2 separate regions of the Homo sapiens genome follow, and region 2 is linked to region 1. A link is an interaction called in ENCODE POLR2A ChIA-PET data of the cell type or tissue named here. Cell type or tissue: A673. All regions are shown on one strand.

Region 1 (8,000 bases):
AAGAGAGATAACAGAGAAAGCCTTGAATGTTAGAACGGTGAAAACCTAAAAAACAACAACAAAAAAAAAACACGAAAAAAAAAGCAACTACTGCAAAGAAGAAATTGAGGCTTCCAGAGGAAGCCCCTCCTCTGGCCTCACTTCACCACTGGGCTCCTCTCCATCGAGTCTCCATGCTCCATGGAACAGTCGACTTCACACGTCCCCAGGAGGAATCTCACAGCATGCAGAAGCTCTGGTAAAAACTTCAAAGGCAGCCTCTGAGGCCCAGGAGGCATGGAAATAGCCAGGTGCAGGAGGTGGCTTCACACCACAGACTTGGCTCTCCTCTGAGCTCCCCACCTGCTCTAGGGGCTGGAGGGAGGGCAGCCTTCCAGGTCAGACACTCCCCTCTCTGCTGCAAGCCCTATCATCTCATCCTGGGTCCTGCTGGGTGACCTTGGGTTAATCACTGCACCTCTCTGAACTTCAGTAGTTGCATCAGTACAAGAGGACCGTGCTGGGAGTCCCTGAAACTCTTTAAGTGTGACCATTAAGAGTTCCTGGGGAGAATGGAACCTAGACACTTCCCAGCCATGTCTAGCTGCCCAATCCGATAGACTAGGACCCTGGCTGGCCCAACCTGAGACTGAACACAAAGCCTGACTCTGGCCCAGAGTCCCCTGAAGGAAGCCCAGCCCTTCAAGGGTCTCTACCTACAGGAAAGCGCGACCCAGGAGAAAAAGTATTGAATAGCCAGACATTAGGCGCGGCCTTAAAGGTTAGCACAGCAGGTGTCTGGGCCTTCACACACACATATCCCCTCATCCCTGTGCTCACATTGAGACACAGGCATCTGTATACACAGGGAACACACATACGGTTTCACTAGAACATATGTATATGGCACTCTACATACATGTACACACACACAAGCCACAGTCACATGCATATAACTGTTTACCAAAATCAGACATAAAGATGGACAGTCACAGCCGGGTGCAGTGGCTCATGCCTGTAATCCCAGTACTTTGGGAGGCCAAGGTGGGTGGATCATTTGAGGTCAGGAGTTCAAGACCAGCCTGGCCAACATGGTGAAACCCCATCTCTACTAAAAATACAAAAATTATGCAGGTGTGGTGGTGCATGCCTGTAGTCCCAGCTACTCAGGAGGCTGAGGCAGGAGAATAGCTTGAGCCTGGGATGCGGAGGTTGCGGTGAGCCGAGATCACGCCACTGCACTCCAGTCTGGGTGAGAGTGTGAGACCCTGTCTCAAAACTAAACTAAAAAAAAGGACACTCACATGCTCACACATGTGAGTATGTTCACACTTTTATACGAACACTGACCCACACATTCTCACCCTCTCAGATCAGCATACACATATGCACAACTGGAAGCTCACATTCAGGTACACATACACACACTGAGACACAAGCAATATCCCCAGCACCTCAGTATCAAGCAAGTCATGACCCAAAAGAAACCCAGACCCCAACTGCAATGTCATTCTAGATGCATTTCCAAATCTTAGCCTGTCCCAGAACCATGAGGAGAAAATTTCCTCTGGCTTAACTCAGTATGTCTGTCCCTTCTGGTTGGGGTCCAACCTCTCCTCAGCCTTCATTCCTCCCAGTGCCATTTCAGCAGGGCCCTCATGTCCTGGGCTCAATGGAGGTGGAGAACAATGGGCTATCCTTCTCTCCATCCTTCATCTCTGCCACTTGTCCAACACTTCTACTGGCCCTTCAAACACAACGAAGATTCAGGCTGGAATGGACTGTATGTGACAGCACCCCCTTCTGGAGACATGTGATATTACAGCACAGCTCTATGGTATAAAAGTCATCACTCCTCAGCCTGAGGCAGAGAGGAGTAGGAGAGAAAGAGGAAGATGAGCTGGGTGCAGTGGCTCACACCTGTAATCCCAGCACTTTGGGAGGCCCAGGCAGGAGGATAGCTTCAGCCCAGGAATTTGAGGCTGCAGTGAGCTATTATGGCACCACTGTACTCCAGCCAGCAAGACACTGTCTCTATTAAAAAAAAAAAAAAAGGGTGAGGGAAGAAGATGAAGGAGAGGAGAAGGAAGAAACTGAGAAGAAGCATGGAGGAGGGACAGCAGCAAAGTGCTGGGTGCACCAAGGATGGGATTTAGAAGCCTCAGTCTGACTTTGGTTTCTCCAGTTCAATCCATTCAGCCTAAGCTGCAAGACCAATTCTCTCAAAGCTCAGCTCTAATCAGAAAACCCTTGGGTGGATCCTGGTGGGCCACAACACAAAGTCCAAACTCTCAGCCTGGAATCAGCAGCTCTCTGCTCAGCTGTTCCTCTGCCGAGATGTCTCACATCCAACTTTAGTTGTCCACATCTTGCCTGTCTGCCATCTGGAACAGTAATGTATGGAAAGAGCAGGAGCTCTGGAAGCAGACAGATTTGTGCCCCAGGTCTGGCTCCACTGGCTGAATACCTGTGGGCAAGCGATTTCCCCTCCTGGATCCTCTGTTTCTTCATCCAGAAAACAGCAGTCTCTTGGGTTTGTGGTGAGGATTAAATGAGATCACAGGTGTGGAAACAGTGCTCAGGAAGCTGTAAACTTCTGTGTGAACATGTGAGAAGTCGTAATTATGGCTTAATACTTCTATCCCTGCTCCTACCTGCACCCCCCAACACATAGCAAGCCAGGGGGTCCCTGAGGGAAGAGGTCGATGCTGCTTCACCTTTGGGCTCCACACAGCCCAGCACCCACCAGGGCCGGCCCTCGGCCAGCCTTGGCAGCAGGGTGTGGATTTGGATCAAAAGAGGCAGTACAAACTATGCTTACTGCAAATTCACAACAGACTACAGCTCCCAGAATGGCTCACAGACTGCATGGGTGTGGCCACAGACTTAACCCCTTCTTCACCAAGCCCTTTCTTCCATTGTATTATCTGGGGATTGGTCTCAGACCAGTCAGAACAACTTAATGAGGTGGCCACACTTCTCTGAGAAACCTCGGTCCCTCCCACAGAGCTTTGTGCTTCTCACCGTAGCCACAACCACAGCTCTGTTTCAGGCCTCCTGGTCCCTCCCACACGATGACAGCCCTGAGCTCCTAGCTCTGGTCTCTCCCTCTCCAGGCCCCGCTAAATCTTTCTGAAAGTGTGGCTGATCGTGGGTGGTTCATAATGACAGTAGCTAACCTTTGTGAGCACCTGCCGCATGCCAGGGGCTAAGCTCTGCACTTCCAGATTCTTCAGAATCATCCTGCCAAGAAAGGATAATTATCTCCACCCCACTATTCACACAAGGTTCAGAGAAGTTAAGTAACTTGCCCAGGACCACACAGCTACAGAGTAACAGTACATCTTTCAGTATGCTGAAATTTGAGCATAAGCCTGTCTGCCACCTTCTCTGCTCTATCTTCAAAGCCTCCTCTGCGCCCAAGGCAACCATCCAAAGAATGAAAGCCCAGAAATCCAGGGTCCACACATCTCAGCAACCACACTGTTGGGAAGTCCTCCCAGATATTTGACTCAAATCTGTTCTGCTGCACCAAGCCCCAGTTGCCTCCTGTTTTTCGGGGTGGGGGGGCAGTGAGAAGGGTGACTTCAGGGACTTCAAGAAGTGGGTCACATCACTGGGGACCTGGCCTTTCCCAGGGAGCAAGCAGCTGAACAATAGGAGATAAATGTGTGAAAACATTTCTGTTACTAAATATATCGACTTCCCAGGAGGACGAGGGTGCTGACAGGGAGCCCACGGCCACCACCCTGGAGGCCACAATCCTGTGTCTCAGAAAAGCTGGGGCGCTCCAAGGAGCAGACAAGGCTGTTCCGGCTGTCCTGGAGGCTGGGGCAGAGGGGGTAGGAGGCCGGCATAATAAGGGGTGATGGCTCATTTCTTCCAACCAAAGCTGCCAAGCCCTAGCCAGCTGATTTGCATATTGCTTTGTATTTGTTTGCACGCCACTTTCTGGAAGGGGCCCACATTCTTCAGCCACTGCTTCTCTCTCATTTCCAGGGTCTCTTTTGTTCACTGAACACCCCTTTCTCAAGCAAGGCTGGGTCCCTCAGCAAGCTCTGGTCACGAGCACCAGGAGAGACCAAGAAGTTGCAAACTTACAATAATGCCTACACATCAAGCCTGTTGGAGACACCTTCACGGAAGAAAGTGCTTCCTACAGTCTAGGCTCAATTCCCCACTCCTCTCCTGCTCCACCACGGCCCAGGGCTTCCCCCCAGCCTGGCACTTCATGCCTAGGCCACTCTGAACTCCTATAGTGCTAAGTGAACAAAATCCTGCTTGCCCTTACCTTGAGGCCTTTGCAAATGCTCTTCCATCTTCCTAGTGCTGTCCCTCAACTCAGCCTGAAGTGGCTCTTCCTTATAAGGCCAGCCCCAATGGCCCCTCCTCCTAAATACCTTCCTGCGACATTAACACAGGTAGGAAAGACTCGGAGCTTCCATCCACGTGGTCACTGGCTCTGTCCATCTGCCCCCAGGGGTGTCATGTTTGGTAGGGCCAGTGAACGGCTGCTGAATGAATGAATGATGAGTCCTGATCTCCCTCCTCTGTTCCCTCTCCCTGGATGACTTCACTCACTCACCTATGGGAGAGTCAGAGGCTGACAGTGCCTCTGCCTCCAATTCCCCCTCTTGTCCTCTGAGACCCTCCCTTTCACACGTACAGCCCACTCTCATAAAACCAAGAGACTCACAGCCCTTCTGCATTGGTAGGAAGTTCTTCCTGCTGTCTGTCCTCACTCCCTTATTTGACCATGCCTGCTTCTTTATCATTATTTTTGGAGAGGAGTCAGGGCCTGCACCCATCTCAGATTTTTGTTAATAAAGGCTGCGCATTTCTCCCACTCTCTGCCTAGATGTGTTCTTGCCACTCCTGGATCATTGTGCCCCAGCCTGGCCCTACTTCAGGGGACAGTGACACAGGACGGAGAAAGGACATAAGGCCAGGCTGGGTAGCCTGGAGTTGCTGGGCCCTGCGGAGAAGACCCAGGACAGATATAACCACCACAAGGGAAGGGCTGCCCAGGAGGGAAGAGATGAACATCCTATGTCCGGGGGTATACAAACAGCAGGCTGGATAGATCTGCAGGGCAAGTTGTAGAGAGTACTAAAACAACTGCTAGAAAATGACCCAAACGCCCTTACTGTCTTCTCCCACCCAGAGGCTGCACTGAGTCAGGTGCCTAGCCCTGTGCCTTTCCTACCCACCTTCACAAACTGTTCCCTCTGCTCTTCCCTGCCTGGGTGATTCCTACCCATCCTTCAAGGTCCGGCTCAAATGTCTCTTCCTCTGAAGCCCAGGCTTGCTGTGGGCCCCCCACCTCCTACACAGCACTGCTCACCCTGTAGGGTTGCAGCTTTCCATTTCTTTCTCCTTCATCAGACTGGGCACTCCCTGAGAACAGGGACTCAGTCAGTGTCTGCTCTGTGTCCCCGGTGACAAGCCAAGTGGGCACCAAGCAGCTACTGAGAAGTTCCTGTTGAGTGGTTGAATGAATGAATGCAGCAATGGAATCATGCTGAGTCGGGAGATTTCATAGGCCCAAGCAGCAGAAGCCCGGGGAGCGCAGGCCTGGCCTGACAGCAGCATGGCTGAGGGTGAGACTCCCAGTCCATTAAGACCAAGGGGTAAAGGACTGCTGGGAGCTCTTCCCCCCACCCCCGCCCCCACCCCCCACCATTTGGCTAGATCCCAGCCAAGCCATCAGCAGTCCCTGGGGACAGGAGGCTGGAGTGGGAAGCAGGAAGAGTGGCAGGAGCTGCTTGGTGGGCAGGGGGAATGACTGCGGGGGGTGGGGGTGCAGGGAGCATAAAGACAATTAACCCTCACTGAGCTGACCAAGCTCAGCAACCAAGAGGTTCCGGGCAGGGCCTGAAGGAGAATGATATTGAGGGTCAGGTCTGATGAAGAGGTTGAGCCCCAGCCTTGCAGCCAAAGGGTAGTGATGAAGCCATAGTCTCAGTTTCCCTGTCTGGCAAGAGATGGCTCCATGATCTCTGACCCTCTGCATCCTAGCTAGAAACACTACAAAGATCTCTCCCACTACCTCAGCCCACCCACGCCCAGCTTTCCTGAGCCTTCCATGAGCCTTTTCCCTCATGAGATCCTGACTTACTGAGATGTCTGCACTACACCCCTGACCCCAGTCCAAGCCTGAGCCACCTAGACATTCCCTTCCCTGTTCTCATCTATCCAGCCTTTCCCAAGTTCTCAAAAAGCTCCAGAACTCACTGACCCCTGTATTGGCTTGGCCTCCACTCTAGCCTCCTGGCCCCACCTCTCTCTTCCAGTTCAACCCAGACAATGCCACCGAGGCAGGTTTCTTTATTTTTCTTCTTCTTTTTTTTTTTCTTCTTTTGAGACAGAGTCTCACTTTGTCACCCCCAGGCTAAAGTGCAGTAAGGCAATCTCAGCTCACTGCAACCTCCACCTCCCAAGTTCAAGCGATTCTCATATTCTCATGCCTCAGCCTTCTAAGTAGCTGGGACTACAGGCGTGTGCCACCACACCCAGCTAATTTTATTGTATTTCTAATAGACACTGGGTTTCACCATGTTGGCCAGTCTCGTCTCAAACTCCTGGCCTCAAGTGATCCACCTGCTTCTGCCTCCCAAAGTGATGGGATTACAGGCATGAGCCACCATGCCTGGCCCAGGGCAGGTTTCTAGAACCCAAATCTGATCATGTCTCTCCCCTATATAAAACCTTTCTGGGCTCCCCAGGGCTCTCTGGATAAAGCCTAAGAGTCCTGGATCTTAAAGTTCTATTGAATGTGGGTCCTGCCTGCCCCCCACTCTATACAGTGTCTTCACTGCTCCAGGACATGCCCAGCCCAGGGCCTTTGCTTATGCAGTTCCCACCCCACCCCCACCTGTTAGCATGACGTTGATCTCTACTGCTTAATTATTCTCAAGCTATTTTATGTCTAAGAAGCTTAGGAAGCCCCAGAGGGCAGAGTCATTATTGCCTATTTCTTTTCTGCATCTTTCCCACAGGGTGTAGAATGAATTGTCCTGAGTTCAAAGAGGCGGTCATACATTCAGCCCCTCCCTGCCCTGCATCAGTGGGCCATGGTGTCCCAGCTGTATCCTCAATTGCCAGGGGAAGGAAACAGCCACCCACACACACTCAGATGAATACACACATATAGATACACACACACACCAGCCACAGAAGCACCGATATACACACTAGCACCATGATCACACACCCACACCAGAATACTTATACGCACACAGCCACATCCACCTCCACACACAGCAATGCTATTATTCACACACTAACAAATACACACACATAAATGCACATGGAACAGATAAAAAATGCACACTGATTCACTCTATTTTGCAGACACAACACACATAATATACAAACTCAACCTAATAGACACACCTACATACATATGCAGACCAACCTGCACTCACACTCAGACACATGCGAATAAACTCTCACTCACACAGGGATGATCACAAACTCTGACAGGCTGCTTTACATCCAACCACCAAGGACCCTAGAGCTCTACAGGCCCCTCTACACCCAACATGTCCCTTACATTCCACATGTATACACACACACACACACACACATACCCTGCCTACCACCTCGGCAGCCCTTAGTAGAGGGGTGTCGCCACGGCGCCCCCCACTCACTTGCACATGCACCCCCCTGCACGTGGACACACACGAGGCTGGCACCATATTCCATCTGGCTCCGTAGAACCCTATCCTGGGACAGACGCTTTGGGGTAAAGTTTCATAAAGTGGTGTCCCTGAACCCCAATTCCCAATTCCATGGAAGGTGGTTACCTCTAACCCTCTCTTGCTCCAGGGCCACTCTTATTCATATTTTCTCCATCTTTCCCCCTCCCCACCTCCTTCACACACACATAGCCTTGGTGGGCCAAGACACTCTCCCTCTCCGGGTCCTGAACCAGCCTATTGCAGCCCCGAGAGCTCCTCCCAACTACTTGGCAGACCTCCCCCTCCCCACATACACCCTCAGCCCTTGAAGAACCGGTT
Region 2 (8,000 bases), 89 kb after region 1:
TTTTTTTTTTTTTTTTTTGAGACGGAATCTCACTGTGTGGCCCAGGCTGGAGTGCAGTGGCATGATATCGGCTCACTGCAACCTCTGCCTTCCAGGTTCAAGTGATTCTCCTGCCTTAGCCTCCCGAGTAGCTGGGATTACAGGCACCCACCATCACACTCAGCTAATTTTTGTATTTTTAGTAGAGACAGGGTTTCACCATGTTGGCCAGGCTGGTCTTGAACTCCCGACCTCAGGTAATCCACCTGCCAAGGCCTCCCAAAGTGCTGGGATTACAGGCATGAGCCACCACGCCTGGCCCTCAGGCTCCAGGCTTGACTCCACCCACCTCATTCCATAGTCCTCTTTCCAGTCTTCAACACCCCTCCCCAAAATCCCAAGGCCACTCACCTTGGGAGCCAGGAACTGAGAAGATTTATTCACCACCCACTTGGGTAAGGAGCCTGTGAGGGCAGGGAAGGGAGGAAGCAGCCTCAGGGACCCAGCCCCTCCGCCCCTGACAAAAGCCCCACCCTCTGCCCAGAGCTTCCAGGGAGGCCACTGTCTTCCCCATGAGGAGGAGGTGTGTGAGGCAAGTCCTACAAGCCTTTACCCTCACTCCCTTCCACCTCAGACCGAAGTCCTCAGGCTTAGCTCTGTCCCCCACTTTCCCTCTGCCCAGCCTCAAAGATTACGTGGAAGAAAACCACAGGGTCCTAGGTAAGCACAGGCTATACATGGGTGGAAACTCTGACCCACCCTGCTGCACCTGCTGCCTCACTCAATCACACTGACATCCCTTCTCAACCTAACCTCCCTCCCAGGAATGCCCCTGACGCTCAGCCCCTCCCCTGCCTGTCCTTCCAAGTCCTCCCCTGACCACACAGGCCTCTGGCTGAGCACCCCAGCCTGGCCTGACCTGGAATCCACTGCCCAGCTCTCCACCCTATCTCATTCCCAAGTGTCCACTCCACCTCTGACACCCAACACAATGAGGTGCCGGGGGAGTGCTAGGCCTGGACCACTGTGCGCTCTGGGGCTTGAAGCATTTCCAGGCAAGGATGCTCAAGGCTTCCCCATCCTCTAGTCATTCACTCACTCACTCACTCACTCACTCCATGTTCACTGTGACACCCACCCTGGGCCAGCCCTGGGGACCCAGAGAGGAACTCACTGGGGGCCCAACAGGAGCCGACTGTTCTACTAGAGGGGAATGGACTACAGAACAGGGAGCCAGTGACTCCCCTGAGTGTCAGGGATCAGGAGGTGACACCCACAGCACCCCTGGAGGGGCGAGGAGGGGAGGCTTCGGGGAAGGGCTGCCTGGGCACAGAAGTGGGGATGGGTGAGGTGTGAGAGACACCAGGAGACCTGGGACAGGGCTTAGGCTTTTCTTGGAGGGCAATGGAGAGCCACAGAGTAACTTCAAGCAGATGAGAGTCATGAGGAGATAAGTGTTTTAGAGAAATTCCTCTGGCCGCTGTTATACACAGACAAGGTAGTTGGTATGGAGAGAAATGCCAGACTCAGGAACTGCCGAGGAGGAGGCAGAATCAATAAGAATCAGTGACGGGGGCTAAGCGCGGTGGCTCACGCCTGTAATCCCAGCACTTTGGGAGGCCAAGGTGGGTGGATCACAAGGTCAGGAGTTCGAGACCAGGCTGGCCAACATGGTGAAACCCCATCTCTACTAAAAATACAAAAAGTTAGCTGGGGGTGGTGACAGATGCCTGTAATCCCAGTTACTCGGGAGGCTGGGGCAGGAGAATCATTTGAACCCGGGAGGCAGAGGTTGCAGTGAGCCGAGATTGCACCATTGCACTCCAGCCTGGGAAACAAGAGTGAAACTCTGTCTCAAAAAAAAAAAAAAAAAAAAAATCAATGGCTGGATTTGGCTGAGGAAGAGGGAGTGACCCCAAATGATGGCAGGTTCTGGGCATGGGTGACTGAAAAGTGGAGACTTAGGGCAAGGGGCAAGTTAGGAGGAAAGATGGCGAGTTCCCCACTGGACACAACGAGGCTTAGGTGCCTGGAAGACATCCGAAGGGAGATGTCCAGGTGGCCGATGGCCACAGGAATCTGAATCTCAGCTGAGAGAGACATGGCCACTTGTGACAGAAGCCACAGGGGTGGCTGAGCCATCCCCAGGGAGAGAAGACTAAGGCCTAGAAAACCCAGGCATCCAGGACAGGCAGAGGGAACAGCCAGTGAGCAGGGAACAAGGCAGAGCATGGGGACGGCAGAGCCCAGGAAAAGTGCTCCCAGCTTCATCAGTGGGGCAGTGGCACCTCCCTGGCCCACTCTTTTCAAACCACTGTAAAGTCCCAAGCCTTGGTTCAAGGAAGGCTTTGGATGGAAATGCCCCAAAATGCAAAACAGCTCCTAACAGATGCCCTTCTGGATCCCTAGTAGATCAGGCCCCACCCCTGTGGTATAGGGAAGGATCCCATGATAGGCTGCCAGGGCCAAGCCCTCACCTTTGGGGTCCACCTGGGCCAGGTAGGTGATGACGCAGCTCTTGGGCCCTGTGCTCTGGATGAGGTAGCCCGTCTGGATGGACACAGCTCGGACCAAGTCTTTCCGAGGTGGGTATTTCTGGGGATGGAAGGCACAGGGAGGTGAGACTCGGGGTGGGGGCAAAGAAGATGTTTTTGTGAGTATACACAAACGCGCACGCGCACACACACATACAGTTAATTCACATGCCGTGACATCTGTTACAGATCAGTCCTGATTCTGGGTGCAGAGAAAGGGAAGAACCAGAGTAGGTCATCCTAGCCCCTCTTGAAGCTTTTCCTGTTCCCCTCAGAAAAGCCCCCAGTCTGGGGTCAGGGCTCATGAGCACATATGGGCACTCACAGACACACACACTCACCCTTGCCCAGGCCAGCTATACCTGCCTGTCCTTGCCCAGGGAGATCAAGGTGGCTTAGCCTCAGGGAGGACCAGAGGACCCTGCCTCTCACCTCTTGTTCCTCATTTCCCTGTCCCAGAGCCCAACCAATCGAAGTCAGCCCATCCCACCCACTTGCCACAGAGGTGGCCACACTGCCCTCTCCTGATCTGCTCAAGAGACCCAGCAGGGAGAGAGGAGCCATTATCCTCACTGTACAGGAAGGAAACTGAGGGCCAGTGGGCCCATGCCTGCCCGAAGTCATATTGAAGTCATGGTGGCAGCCTCAGCCTTGCGCTGCCTGACCCTCTCCCCTGCTCCACCGCAGGGAAGGCAGGTTGACTCACGGGATGTTTGACTGAGTAGTTCATAATGATGTAATCAGCGCCCATGGGGAGCCAGGAGCGGAGGGTGATGACATCACGGTTCTTCAGGGGCTTGGGACACCTCCCTGTGGGGGGCAAGGGACAGTTCAGCCAGACCACTGGTCCACCTGCCTACAAGGGAGGGTGTGGCAGAGGCCAGAGATGCAGGGATGCCTAATTAACTGCCAGCTCTCCAGTGCAAAGATACACCTCCCTCCCAGACCACAGTCCCACAGCTGGAGCCAGAAAAGAGACAGGGCAAGACCTGTCCCTACTGTCTCCAGCCAGCCCTGCTCCTTACAGCCTCACATAGCCCTTACATTGTTGGCCTGGCTGGTTTGTCTACGTGAACGTGAGTGTACAAGAGAAAAACAGTATGAGTGTGCATGAAAATGTGTGCCTGGGACTATGTGGCATGTGGGTGGGGGCTGTGTGCCTGATTGAGTGTATGCCTATGTGTGTATGTATATACGTGAACATGTGAGTGCATATGTATTTGTAAGTGTATGGGTGTGTGCCTAAGGGTCTAGGAGTGGACAGGGAGGGCAGCTCTATCTCTCAGCACTCAAGTCTCCGAGCAGCTTGGTCATGTGAGTAACCACAGGAGGGAGGGGGGAAGAGGAGGCTTGGTGGGAGGCCTGGATGGAGGCCAAGGGGACTGGGATCAGCGTGCTACGCCTGCTCACAGGAGTAATAGCCCACGTCAGCGTTGACTGTCAAGCGGGCGATGTCAAAAGTCTCAATGACGTTGCTGTCCCATTTCTTGCGGTACTCAATGTCGTGTAGGACGTCGTAGAGTGTCTCGGCTGGCACATCACAGCACTCCATCCGGCACTGCAGACAAGATATATGGGTTGTCAGGATCATATGGGGCTCAGAGCCTTGGCCAGGGGACCAGAAGGCAGACAGGCAGAGGGGGAGGAAGAGAAAGAGGACAGCAAAGAACAGGGGCCTCTGAAACCAGCATGGACTTCCTTCTTGCCACAAGCCCTGTCCAGCTCCCCAAAAAGCCACCTGTGCCAGGAGACAGACAGCCTCTGTATCCAGAGACCATCTCCCCCGACTCAGCCCAGTCTCCTCCTCCAGGAAGCCTTCCCAGCCAGACCTTCTGGGCTCCCACACAATGCATCTCTATGTCTGTGCCCTCCCAGACCCCTGTGAGCTCCTCGTGGGCAGAGGCTCATGGTTGCTTCAGCCTGGAGCCTGGAATAGCTACATGTTAAATGAAATGAAAGCATAAATGAAAGTCGAATGCCAAAGTGGATGATTTATTTCCTCCCTGGTACTTATCACGCGGCCATACCACCTGTCCTCTTATTTGTGGTTTGTTTGTTTGTTTTTCCTTCAACAAACATCTTTGGATTTTTTTTTTCTTTTTTTGAGATGGAGTTTCGCTCTTGTCACCCAGGCTGGAGTGCAGTGGCGCGATCTTGGCTCACTGCAACCTCTGCCTCCCGGGTTCAAGTGATTCTCCTACCTCAGCCTCCAGAATAGCTGGGATTACAGGCACGTGCCCAGCTAATTTTTGTATTTTTAGTAGAGATGGGGTTTCACCATGTTGACCAGAATGGTCTCAATCTCTTGACCTTGTGATCCACCCACCTCGGCCTCCCAAAGTGCTGGGATTACAGGTGTCAGCCACCACACCCGGCCTGGATTTCTTTCTTTTTTTCATTCATTCATTCATTCATTTATTGAGACGGAGTTTTGCTCTTGTTGCCCAGGCTGGAGTACAGTGGCGTGATCTCGGCTCACTGCAAGCTCTGCCTTCCGGTTTCAAAGGATTCTCCTGCCTCAGCCTCCTGAGTAGATGGGATTACAGGCACCTGCCACCACTCCCGGCTAATTTTTTGTATTTTTAGTAGAGACGGGGTTTCACCATGTTGGCCAGGCTGGTCTCTAACTCCTGACCTTGTGATCCACCTGCCTCTGCCTCCAAAAGTGCTGGGATTACAGGCATAAGCCGCCGCGCCCAGCCTGGATTTCTTACTGTGTATTAGCCTTGCCCTCAAAGAGCTTTCCATCTGGGTAGAAGACGGCCAAGGACACCTTGTTTTATTTAACCCCCTCACCAACAACTCTGTCAGATAAGAAATCCAAGGAGGAACTTGAGGCTCAAAGAGGTTAAGTAACTCGCCCAATGTCACTCAGCTGGTAAGTAGCAGAGCCAGGATTTAACCCAGATCACATGTCTGGAAAGCAAGTAAAATCAGAACGAGGTTTCCCTAGGTTTGCACTCAGTGAGATGAAACTCAATATCCTTGTTCTGTGATTTTTTTTTTTTTTTACCCAAGTGCCCTATCCCCAAGATCAAGTTCCTCTCAGCAAATGGACAAGTTTTCTTGTGTAGTTTAAAAAGATCTCCCAGAACTGGCATTTAGACAGTGCCAAGGGAACCCTCACATAATACTTTTCCACTCACAAGAGGAGATAAGCAACCATATGAGGGAGAGGTCACACTGTCTTCCCCCTCATCCCAGAATAGGCCTTGGCCCCACTAATGGTGGTGGGATGCCGCAGGAAGGACACACCGACACCTGCTAGCTATTCTAGGCACCAAGAAACCCATCACGCCTTGGATATAACTTCAGTTTACAGAAAATACAGAGGACAGAGGAATGAGCTAAGTGACACCACATGAGAATGCAACCAGACAGAGCCAGACAGTGAATCATTCCACGGGACTCCTGGCCCAGGCTCTTCTACTGGTCAACGTAAACAAAGGGGCTGGGTGGGACTGACTGGCAGGACATAACAACCACATGTAAAGTGTGTCTCTGCATTGCAAACTGATTTGGACACACCATCTATAAAGGGGATTTTTGGGACAACTGGAGAAAAGTGAACATGATCAGAGTATCAAATGCACTGAAAATTTACAGAAACAAAATGGTGGAAACTGCTGCCTAAAAAAAGGTTACAAAATAGGTTGGGCGCGGTGGCTCATACCTGTCATCCCAGCACTTTTGGAGGCTGAGACGGGCAGATCACTTGGGGTCAGGAGTTCGAGACCAGCCTGGCCAACCATCTCTACCAAAAATACAAAAATTATCTGGGCGTAGTGGCACATAACTGTAATCCCAGCTACTCAGGAAGCTGAGGCAGGAGAATCGCCTGAATCTGGGAGGTGGAGGTTTCCGTGAGCCGAGATCATGCTGTGTGCTCCAGCCTGGGTGACAGAGCAAGACTCCATCTTAAAAAACAAACAAAAAAAAAGCAGCATAACCTCAATTGGGGGAAAAAAAATATACGCATAGAGGAAGCTCAGGAAGCACAATTGCTAAGGTGTTAACAGTGGAGATCTCTAAATGATAGATAGGAATGTGATGGTTTCATTTTGCTTGTCTGTATTTCTTTTTCTTTTCTTTTCTTTTTTTTTTTTTTTTTTTTTTTTTGAGATGGAGTTTCGCTTTTGTTGCCTAGGCTGGAGTGCAATGACACGATCTTGGCTCACCGCAACCTACGCCTCCCGGGTTCAAGTGATTCTTCTGCCTCAGCCTCCTGAGTAGCTGGGATTATAGGCACCCACCATCATGCCTGGCTAATTTTTGTATTTTTAATAGAGACGGGGTTTCACCATGTTGGCCAGGCTGGTCTCAAACTCCTGACCTCAGGTGATCCTCCCGCCTCGGCCTCCCAAAGTGCTTGGATTACAGGTGTGAGCCACTGTGCCCGGCCACTTGTCTATATTTCTTATTATCTAACATGTATAGTACTAATTCTGAAATAATGAAAACAATTTGGAAAGGTCCCCCAGCAATACTGACAGGTGCACCCACCATGTGCCAGGTATTACACTAAGTGCTTTATACACATTATTTTATTCTTACAGCAGCGCTCTGGGATATTGGCCCCATTATAGGATTAAGAAAAACAAGGTTCAAGGACAGACTCGAGACTGCAATATTGTTTGTGTCACCCTAAACAATTCACCCTCCCTTTCTACCCCATTTACCTTTCTGCTCTATAATGGGGCATAACTAGATCCAACCATTTAATCAGCAGCCCCCAGCTCCAGCCCTGTACTGAGCCCAGAAGAGTCAGAGATGAATTCGAGGCCTGTCTTTGAGAGGTCTGCAGTGAAAGGAGGAGCCCACCTTGGAAATGGGGAGATGTCCTAAAGTGCTCATTGGGGGCATAAGAAGGAAATCAGCTCCATGGGCTGGGTCGGGGGATCAGGCTTCATGGAGAATCTCAGTGCAGGAGGTAGGGGTTTGCCAAGTGCCCCTGGCAGAAAGAACAGCCAGCCAAGGTGCAGAGGCAGGCAAGAGTGTGGCCTGTGGGCAGTGAATGAGTTCCATCTGGCTCAGTCTCCGTGGTGTGGTATAGCCTGCTACTCAAAAGGTCCCTGGTTCTAGGTCTTCTTGGAAAAATGGGTGATTCCAGGGCTGGGTCAGAGAAAGTATAAGATGAGCATGGAACATCTTCTTGTGCCAGGAAGTAAGCAAATACTCAAAGAATGATAGAGATTTTGGACACCGGAACCAGCTTGAAGGGCTCTTCCCCTGGCACAGTGGCCAACTCTTCAAGGTTTACCGAGGACTTCCCCAGTTTTACCACTGCAAGTCTCACATCCTGGGAAATCCCCCAGTCCCAGGCAAGCTAGGACAGTTGATCACTCTACCATGGGCTCAATCTGAGATAAGCTGCATATTAAACTCAATAATGACCATAACTGTAGATATTCCATCGAATAAAATAGGAAACCAAAGTCTATACAGGTATGAATAAACAAGTAAATGGAATGTTTGATGAGGAATGGG

Evidence for each region. ChIA-PET counts read pairs that join two places held together with the same protein. Peaks named below come from ENCODE experiments on the same cell type or tissue, not always from the same donor. Only the 100,000 strongest peaks of a DNase experiment are listed, where the experiment ranks them.
Region 2: POLR2A ChIA-PET joins it to region 1 with 14 read pairs; 3 of 35 experiments call an interaction of 5 or more read pairs at or near these places.

What each region holds. Positions count from the first base shown.
Region 1 is chr11:72,665,852-72,673,851 of GRCh38, forward strand. All of the region lies in intron 1 of PDE2A (phosphodiesterase 2A), which reads right to left. It overlaps PDE2A-AS1 (PDE2A antisense RNA 1), which reads left to right. Exons shown (of 3, transcript XR_001748293.2): 3 at 3,979-4,065. Among named protein-coding and RNA genes, the nearest start is that of PDE2A, 4.6 kb to the right of the region's middle. RefSeq lists enhancers at 2,211-2,715, 2,770-2,829, 7,140-7,766, 7,767-8,000. In A673, a CTCF peak has its summit at 1,777 (motif pointing left); no DNase peak of the experiment used is centred here.
Region 2 is chr11:72,755,311-72,763,310 of GRCh38, forward strand. It overlaps STARD10 (StAR related lipid transfer domain containing 10), which reads right to left. Exons shown (of 7, transcript NM_006645.3): 3 at 3,924-4,071; 4 at 3,220-3,323; 5 at 2,457-2,574; 6 at 391-443. Among named protein-coding and RNA genes, the nearest start is that of ARAP1, 6.9 kb to the left of the region's middle. RefSeq lists an enhancer at 7,543-7,752. In A673, no CTCF peak of the experiment used is centred here; a DNase peak (open chromatin) is centred at 3,891.